Linked DNA regions of Homo sapiens: region 2 is linked to region 1. Evidence: read pairs that join two places in POLR2A ChIA-PET (ENCODE). Cell type or tissue: GM12878. All regions are shown on one strand. Each heading gives the region's core, and the rest is flanking DNA. Links, peaks and the distances in the headings are about the cores only.

The links. ChIA-PET counts read pairs that join two places held together with the same protein. Peaks named below come from ENCODE experiments on the same cell type or tissue, not always from the same donor. Only the 100,000 strongest peaks of a DNase experiment are listed, where the experiment ranks them.
Region 2: POLR2A ChIA-PET joins it to region 1 with 5 read pairs; 1 of 35 experiments calls an interaction of 5 or more read pairs at or near these places.

The regions. Positions count from the first base shown.
Region 1 is chrX:132,235,730-132,240,133 of GRCh38, forward strand. It overlaps RAP2C-AS1 (RAP2C antisense RNA 1), which reads left to right. Exons shown (of 3, transcript NR_110410.1): 2 at 3,891-3,982. Among named protein-coding and RNA genes, the nearest start is that of RAP2C, 18 kb to the left of the region's middle. RefSeq lists a silencer at 1,472-1,766. In GM12878, for the core only: no CTCF peak of the experiment used is centred there; a DNase peak (open chromatin) is centred at 1,770.
Region 2 is chrX:131,304,369-131,308,772 of GRCh38, forward strand. No RefSeq gene overlaps it. Among named protein-coding and RNA genes, the nearest start is that of IGSF1, 17 kb to the left of the region's middle. RefSeq lists an enhancer at 2,479-2,978. In GM12878, for the core only: no CTCF peak of the experiment used is centred there; a DNase peak (open chromatin) is centred at 1,852.

The DNA of each region.
Region 1 (4,404 bases), core at 221-4,220:
TCATTTGGATTTGTCTGATGTTTTTTGTAATTTGACAGAAGTTATGGAGTTTGAGGAGAAAGACTATAGAAGTAAAGTCCAATTCTCATCAGTAAAATGCCATTCCCATCACACCATATCAAGGGTGTGTACATTACATATATGTGCGTACATGTACGTTGTAATTATATGTGTATGTATATATAATTACATATAATTACAATGTACATACTATTTTGTACTCTGCTTTCACTTAAATACCTGGCACGAAACCCTTTCATGTCATTAACAGCAACATATTAATATCTACAAGTTCATTTTAAAATGTTAATGATTCCAGAGGAGATTTATGTCTCCATGTCTTTCCTCAAATGATGGATTCTCTGGGTCTACTTCCTATCATGTGCAAGACAGTGTCATTTGTTTACATTATAGAAGTGGGTCTGATTGTAGAGTTTGCATCCTAGACTCCGACATTTCTCTTTGAGGCTGTAGGTTGGGTTGGGTTTTGTGAGCTATTTTGAATATTTTGAATTCCTTTCAGGATCAGTGATAAGTGAGGAGGTAAGAGAGATAAATACAGAGGATACGCTATGTAGAGAATTCAGAAAAACAAGAGACTTTTGGATTTATTATCTAAAGGGAGATAATCCAATTCAGAGTCACTACCTGAGATACTATGGGAACTGACAGTCTCCAAAGGCTATGTTTTGCTAAACCACAGCATATTTCCACGAATTAGGACACAAGGGATGGTAAAGATTTGTGGCAATAGATATTTGCGTCATTTAGAAATGTCAACTAGGGGGCCGGGCGCAGTGGCTCATGCCTGTAATCCCAGCACTTTGGGAGGCCGAGGCGGGCGGATCACGAGGTCAGGAGATCAAGACCATCCTGGCTAACAAGGTGAAACCCCGTCTCTACTAAAAAAAAAAAAAAAAAAAAAATACAAACAAAGTAGCCGGGCGTGGTGGCGGGTGCCTGTAGTCCCAGCTACTAGAGAGACTAAGGCAGGAGAATGGCGTGAACCCAGGAGGCGGAGCTTGCAGTGAGCCGAGATCGCGCCACTGCACTCCAGCCTGGGCGACAGAGCAAGACTCCTTCTCAAAAAAAAAAAAAAAAAAAAAAAGAAAAAAAATGTCAACTAGAACTCATGGTATTTTTTATGAATTGAAAAGTGACCCCAAATAACTAGCTAATTTGTACTTTGTGGTAGCATTTTATTAAATATTAAAATTTGGTTCTTCTGGGTGGAATTTTACCTAAGATAATTACAATATATTATAATTTAAACCAACACTGTGGTTGAACCCAACGTCATATTTTGAGTGTTACTGCCAATTGGACAATGTTTACTTACTACCCCCTATGGGTTAGAGGTAAACTAACTAGATTATTTGTTTGGGCTTATCTCTGCTTATGTTGATCCAAAAGATGTCATTAATTTCTGCTAACATTATTGTTTGAATGAAGTGAAATTAAGGGTGTGTTATTATGACTAATACGGTGAATGTATTTATTTATTTATTTTAAGTATTTGACACTGACTCCTGGGGATTACAATAGGAGATTCTGCTGGCTTTTGCCTACATATCAAGAAAAGTATGTATGCAGTATCATGCCAGGAAATGAGTGGCAGAGGCTTGGACTGGGAACATTATACCAATTGTAATGTATTTGCAGCAGTAAACCAGAGGCCAGGGGAGTTACAAAAACAAGACTGCCAACTCACACCGAATGTCTATGCAAATAAGCAATTGAGAGATCTTAGTTTATTTATTCAAATGTGGTATGCTGACAACAGCAGTGGACTGAGAAGTATGAAGTTCTGAGTTTGGAAGCCTCCTACAACACCAACTCCCTGTGTAATCAAGACTCATCACTTCCTCTTTCTGAGTTTTCCCCTCCCAAGGCTCTTTCTAGATCTAGCAGCCTATGAATCCTATGATTCTACTAGGTGTGAGGCATTAGGTGCTTTGTGAGAGCCAAAATTGTATAAGACACTCTTAAAGTTCTTTTTTTGGAGGCTGTATATTTTTAATAGAAATATTAAAAATTTATCTGTCATTGTGTCACACTCTGTCACTGTGTCACCCAGGCTGGAGTGCAGTAGCACAATCATGGCTCACTGCAGCCTCAACCTCCTGGGCTCAAGCAATCCTCCTGCCTCAGCCTCCTGAGTAGCTGGAACTACAGGTGCACACCAGCAGACATGGCTAATCTTTGTATTTTTTGTAGAGACAGGGTTTTGCCATGTTGTCCAGGCTGGTCTTGAGCTCCTGGGCTCAAGTGATCTTCCCACCTTTGCCTCCCAAAGTGTTGAGATTACAGGTGTGAGCCACTGTGCCTAGCCTCAAGTTCTCTCTCTCTTTTTTTTTTTTTTTTTGAGACAGAGTCTCACTCTGTTGCCAGGCTGGAGTGCAGTGGCCAGATCTTGGCTCACTGCAACCTCTGCTTCCCGGGTTCAAGTAATTCTGCCTCAGCCTCCCGAGTAGCTGGGATTACAGGTGTGTACCACCTTGCTCAGCTAATTTTTGTATTTTTCGTAGAGGTGGGTTTTCACCATGTTAGCCAGGCTGGTCTCGAACTCCTGACCTCAAATGATCCACCTGGCTCGGCCTCCCAAAGTGCTGGGATTACAGGCGTGAGCCACTGTGCCTGGCCCTGGCCTCGAGTTCTTAAAAATCAAAGTAAGGAGTTGAATATTCCATAGATATTCTGCAAATATTTGCTCCCAGGACTCAAGAAGGCCCCAAGAACTGAGGCAGAGACAGAGCACATAAGTGGACAGTTACACAATTCTAACAATGAAGCAAGGCTACAATATTTGTCTTAGCTTCAATTCCATTTATTTTGCTCCAACGATCTATCTATACACAGCTGAAAATTAGTGATAACATTGTCTCTTATCTGTTTTGTGCTGCTATAACAAAATGCCACAGACTGGGTAATTTATAACAAACAGAAATGTATTTCTCACACTTCTGGAGGCTGGGAAGTTCAAGATCAGGTGCTAACATCTCGTGTCTGGTGAGGGCCTATCATGCTTCCTCACATAGCAGAAGAGCAAAAAAAGAGCAAACCCACTACACGAACCCTTTTTATAGCAGCACTAAACACCTCCCATTAGGCCACACCTCCCAGCAGTGTTGCATTAGGGATTAAGTTTCAACATGCATATTGGAGGGAACAAAAACATTCAAACCATAGCACATTGGTTTAAAACCAATATACCAGAACTTAAGCATGTGTATCATCTCTTTGAAGTAATTGAACAATTATTCAAAGACACTTGGAAACTGCCTACATAACCTGTGGCGCATATTCAAATTTACTTGGTTGGGAATAGCCAACCAAGTAAACCAAACATCACTTAGAGCCAAATGAAGTGAATATGATGAGTGATAGACTGGGTGCAGTGGCTCACACCTGTAATCCCAGCACTTTGGGAGGCTGAGGCAGGTGGATTGCTTGAGGCCAGGAGTTTGAGACCAGCCTGGCCAAAGTGGCAAAACCCCATCTCCACAAAAAATACAAAAATTAGCCAGGCGTGATAGTATGCACCTGTAGTCCCAGCTAATTGGGAGGCTGAGGCAGGAGAATCATTTGAACCTGGGAGGTAGAGGTTGCAGTGAGCCGAGACTGTGCTACTGCATTCCAGCCTGGGTGACAAAGTGAGACTCTGCCTCAGGAAAAAAAAAAAAAAAAGAGTGATAGACCTGGTCCATAAATTTTGAGTTAAAAATGAAGTATGATTATTAAGAAATGAGATTGGTTTTCTTGAGGTCCTCATAATTGGCTCTGGAGTTTTTTGTTTGTTTTTGTTTTGTTTTGTTTTTGACGTAGTTTCGCTCTTGTTGCCCAGGCTGGAGTGCAATATTTTACTCCTTCCCCTTGTTATCTTTGTTTAGACTGATGAGCTTCTCTGTGCAAGGGTGCCTTTTTGGAGCAATGTCCCCATTCGGTCCATTGATATGAACCACTTCATTGAATGTCTTAGACGGTAAGTAGTAACAGCTGCTGTGCTTGCTTGTCAAAAGGAAATTTTTCAGAGCCTGGACTTTTGTAATATATGGCTTCTTTCTGTTTTCTATAGCTACCAGGAGAAAGTAATCTTTCTCTGGAGCCATCCCAGAATGTAGATCAAATTACATCAGAATACATAGACATTGACTTACTGGTTAGTCAATCACATAATCAATGTGAAAAAAATGATACTGTGCATTTTTGTACCACACATTTTACTTCTTCTGTGTTCATTCAAATATGGTATTGCATTCAGACCATCTACCAATTATCTGAAGGGCAGTAAGGTAGACATTTCTATCCCCATGTGAAAGACAAGAACACAGGTTCGGAATGATTACATAAATTACCTAGGGTTAGATAGTTATTATTTTATTATTATATAGATATTAGATAGTT
Region 2 (4,404 bases), core at 156-4,155, 930 kb before region 1:
TTTATTTCAATCAATTTGCCTTGGTTGATGCTGGTTTCCCTCCATGTTCTGGCATGTCTTACCCTTATTTATTCAACAATTTATTGAATGCCTACTATGTGCTAAGTAAAGTGCTAGTAACTGAATATACATTAAAAAGTCTGTCTAAACAAATTCGCTAAAGTCTCTGCCTTCACAGAACTCACAGGCAATTAAGCAGGTCATTACACTGTAGTTTGGAAAGGGCCATACGATAGCGGAAAATACAGGATATTAATAGTCTGGACAAAAGGAAGCCATGCAGACTTGGAAAGATAATCAGGACTTGATTCTCGAAGGAAATAACATCTAAGAAGAGACTTGAAAGATACTTTGGGATGCTCTGGGCACAGTCGGGAGAGTACTCCATGTAGAAAGAGCTACAAGGCAGAAAGGTCTGAAGGTAAGTGAGAGTATGGGAAGAAATTTCAGCATTTAAAATAATTTAAGTACATCATGAACATAGAAGATAAAACAAACAAGACAATGATAGTGGATAGAGATGCTTGAGCCAGGTTACAAATGGCTTTTAACATCATATCAAGGAGTGTGAAATGGAAGAGTGGTATCCTCATGTTGGAGTTGAGAAAGATTATTCAATCTACAGTGTGGAGAATGAATAGAATAAGGAGAGGCAGGGAGACAAGTTAGTAGATGAGGCATTTTTCTAAGCAACATTGACTACAGTGGTGGCAGGTGTAATAGAAAATATATATTTAAGAGATGGGAGTAAAATTGGCATTATCTATCCATAGATTTGATAGTTTCAGTAGAAGAAATAAGGTGGTATCAAGGATGACTCTCAAGTTTCTGTTTGGAAACTTGATGCATAGTGGTACCATTCGCTAAGTTGGGGACACAAGAAAGAGAAGCAGATGATAAATACAAATTCACTCTTGGACGTATCAGCTCATGTTTTTTACCCTTGACCACTCTTGTTCACATCAACCTCCCCTATGGGAAATCCTAGAGCCTGGGCCGTTCCCTTGAGCCTTTGTGTTTGTACAGACTCCTGAAGGAGAATGGAAATCCTTGGGGACAGGGTTTCTGTCTGAGACTTCTATCACCTCACAGGCCCTATCCAGTGCTAAGCATAGAATGAGTTGTCAAAAACACTTACTAATCAATTGAGCCCTGTCACGGGGCAATAAAATGTGATGTGCAGGTGGGCTTGTGTCATACCCACTACTGAAAATGGTTAGCGATAAAGAAGAGTTTCAGTACAAAAACCAAAGAAACATAGCAGGGAAGGTTTAAGAAGTGCCTCAGTTTACCCAATTAGAAAACAATTTCATATTAAATCCAACAGAGTTACTTAATATTTAAATAAGAACTGTTGATAGATTATTTTGTAAAAGAGACAATCCTCTGGTGATCTTAAGAATCATACCCTTTGAGAATCTTCAAGTTGGAAGAATTCTGCAAGGTTTACTAGTCCAACCCCCAGTTGTTACCACAATTCCTTCTATAATATCCTTGCCTGTGGTCATCTAGCTGGTACTTATATACCATTAATGAAAGAGAACTCATTATGTTCAAACTCAACCCATTCCATCTTCAGATAGCTCTGACTGAGTGTTCTTGTTTATAATTAACCTAATTATGTCTCCAAAATGAAAGTTTCATTTATGTATTATTCATATGTTTCAATGCAGAGCTTATAAACCTTTTAGTTTTCCGTTCTTTAGGTCAGCTCTTACCAGTTTCTTCAGCTATTCCTTATATGGTATGGTTTTGCATTCCTTACCCCCCCTGGTCACACATCCGGGTATGTGGCAGTTTATTCATAACTTTCATGTATTCTGGCCCCAGAAATGAGCAAAGTACTGTATTCCAGGTGTCATCTTGAAAGGACAGAGAGCAGCAGGGTTATTGCCTCCCTCATTTTGGAAATTTTTCTCCTGTAAATATAATCTAAACAGATAGCAGCTTTTTTATCTATGGCTAATTGTGGATACCTATTGAATGAGTGTTAACTTCAAACTGTCTTTTACATACACTGCTGCTAAGCTATGATCTGTGGGAATCAAGTAAAAATCTCAAAGTGCAGTTTAAGTTCCCTCTCTTCCCATTTATTTTATCAAATTTTAAAGTGAAAATTAATAGATTACATCTCTCCTCACTGAGGTTCATTTGCCTTTTTCTGTTGGGTACATGAAGATTTTATGTAACAATGATTCTTATATTTATCTTGGAGCTTGCTATGGAGTGAAAATTTTTGTCTCACTAAAATTCATAGGTTGAAACCCCCAATGTGACTGTATTTTGAGATAGGGCCATTATGGGAGGTAATTAAGGTTAAATGAGGTCATAAGGGTGGGGTCCTGATCCAGTAAGATTTGCATTCTTATACGAAGAGACACACTCTCTCACCCTGCAACATAATAGTGAAAAGGCAGCTGTCTGCAAGCCAGGAAGAGAGCCCTTGCCAGAAACTGACCATGCCAGCACCTTGATCTTAGACTTCTAGCCTCCAGAATTGTGAGAAAACAAATTCCTGTTGTTTAAGCCATCTAGTCTGTGGTATTTAGTTATGGCAGCCTGAGCAAATGAATACAGAGCACCAGCTTAGCACAGGGCTTGACATGTTACCAGAGTTTAATGGAAGTCTGGCTATTTAATTGAAAGATGGACATTGTCTACAAACAGTAAAAAGTGAAAATTACTTTACTCATACTTATCGTGCTTTGACTTTTGGCATCTGCAGTAATATGGGACCCTATTATTGGTCATATGAAAGCCAGTTTGGGATCCTGAAATCACACCCAAAAGATCACTGACTACCTTGCTTCACCTTTGAAGGACAATTTCACTGGATATAAAATTATATATTGGTAGAAATTTCTTTAAACAGTATGAAGATTTCACTTCACTCTCTTCTCACTTGTATGGATTCTGACAAGTCTACTATAAGCCTTACATTTTCTTCATCTATAGATAAGGTGTTTTGCCTCCCTGCACTTTGTCTTCACTCAAGATTTTCTCTTTGCATTTGATTTTTGCAGTCTGAATCAAAATGCCCAGGGGTGTGTGTGTGTGTGTGTTCGGTACTTATCTTTCTTGGTGTTCTCTGAACTTACTGGATTTGTAGTTTGGTATCTGTCACTAATTTGTGATGTTCTTGGTCATTTAATGCTTCAAAAATGTCTTATGCTATCTTTTCTCTTTCTTCTCTTTCTGGGATTCTAACTAGATTTTTTACCTCCTTTGATATTATCTTATAGTTATTGTATATTTTGTTCTTTTTCTCCCCTCCTCCTGTCAGAGCCACTGAAAGGATTTTCCTAATTCTCATTATGAGAATATTGTGCAATTCCTGGAGGAAAAGCCCACAAAAGTGTGGAGAGCCCCTCTATGATTTTCCCCCTCATAAACTTCTCACTCTCACACTAGTTCACATTTAATCTCCAGTAATTTTTCATAATTACTAGAGAATTAATTAAATAGTCATACTGTTTATGGTTTCCAGCAGGTCTTCATTAGATAAGCAGATATGAATGCGCCTATCTCTCCAGCTTTTGAGATGTTGGGTTGTTCTGCCATCTCAATTCTCTGAGGCTAAGAAAAGTCATCAGTTTTCTATTTACTGTCCAGCATTTTTTCATTGTAAGGATGCGAATGGCAACTTTCAAGCTCCTTACATGTTAGGGGTGAAAGTGGAAGTCCCCTTTATTTTTTTAATTAAGAGAAAAAAGTTTTTTGTATTTGCTAAGATCTCTACCCTTTTCAATAATCTTCATTTATTCCAAAATATCTGAGTTTCTAACTGGTATTATTTCTACTCTGCCCGAAGAAATTCCCTCAGTAGTTATTGTAGCGTAGGTCTGCTGGTGACTAATGTTATTACGGTACTGATGGATGGAAATATTTTCTATTTTGCCTTCATTCTTGAGAACTATTTTTGCTCAATGTGGAATTCTTGGATGAGTGTTTGCTTCTGTGTTTTAGTTCTTTAAGATGTCATTCATTCCACTGTCTTCTGGTCTCCATAGCTTCTGATTAGAAGTCCATGGACATTTGAATTGTTGTCCATCTGTATGTAAATTGTCATTTTTCTCTGGCGACTTTCAAAATATTTCTTCATAAAAAGCACCCAAATTTGAAAGGAAGAAGTAAAACTATCTCTAGCCACAGAAAATGTAATCTCATATACAGAAAATATAAAAAGGAAATATTAAAAATCTACTAAAAGCTATTAGAGCTAATGAACAAATTAAGATTAACACATGCAAGTTCAACACATAAAATTTGATGTATTTCTATATCCTTTCATCGAACACTATGAAAAATAAATTAAGGAAACTTTCTATTTATGATACAACAAAAAGAATAAAATACTTTGAAGTAAATTTAACTGGGTAATTTATAAAGGATGTAATAAACTGG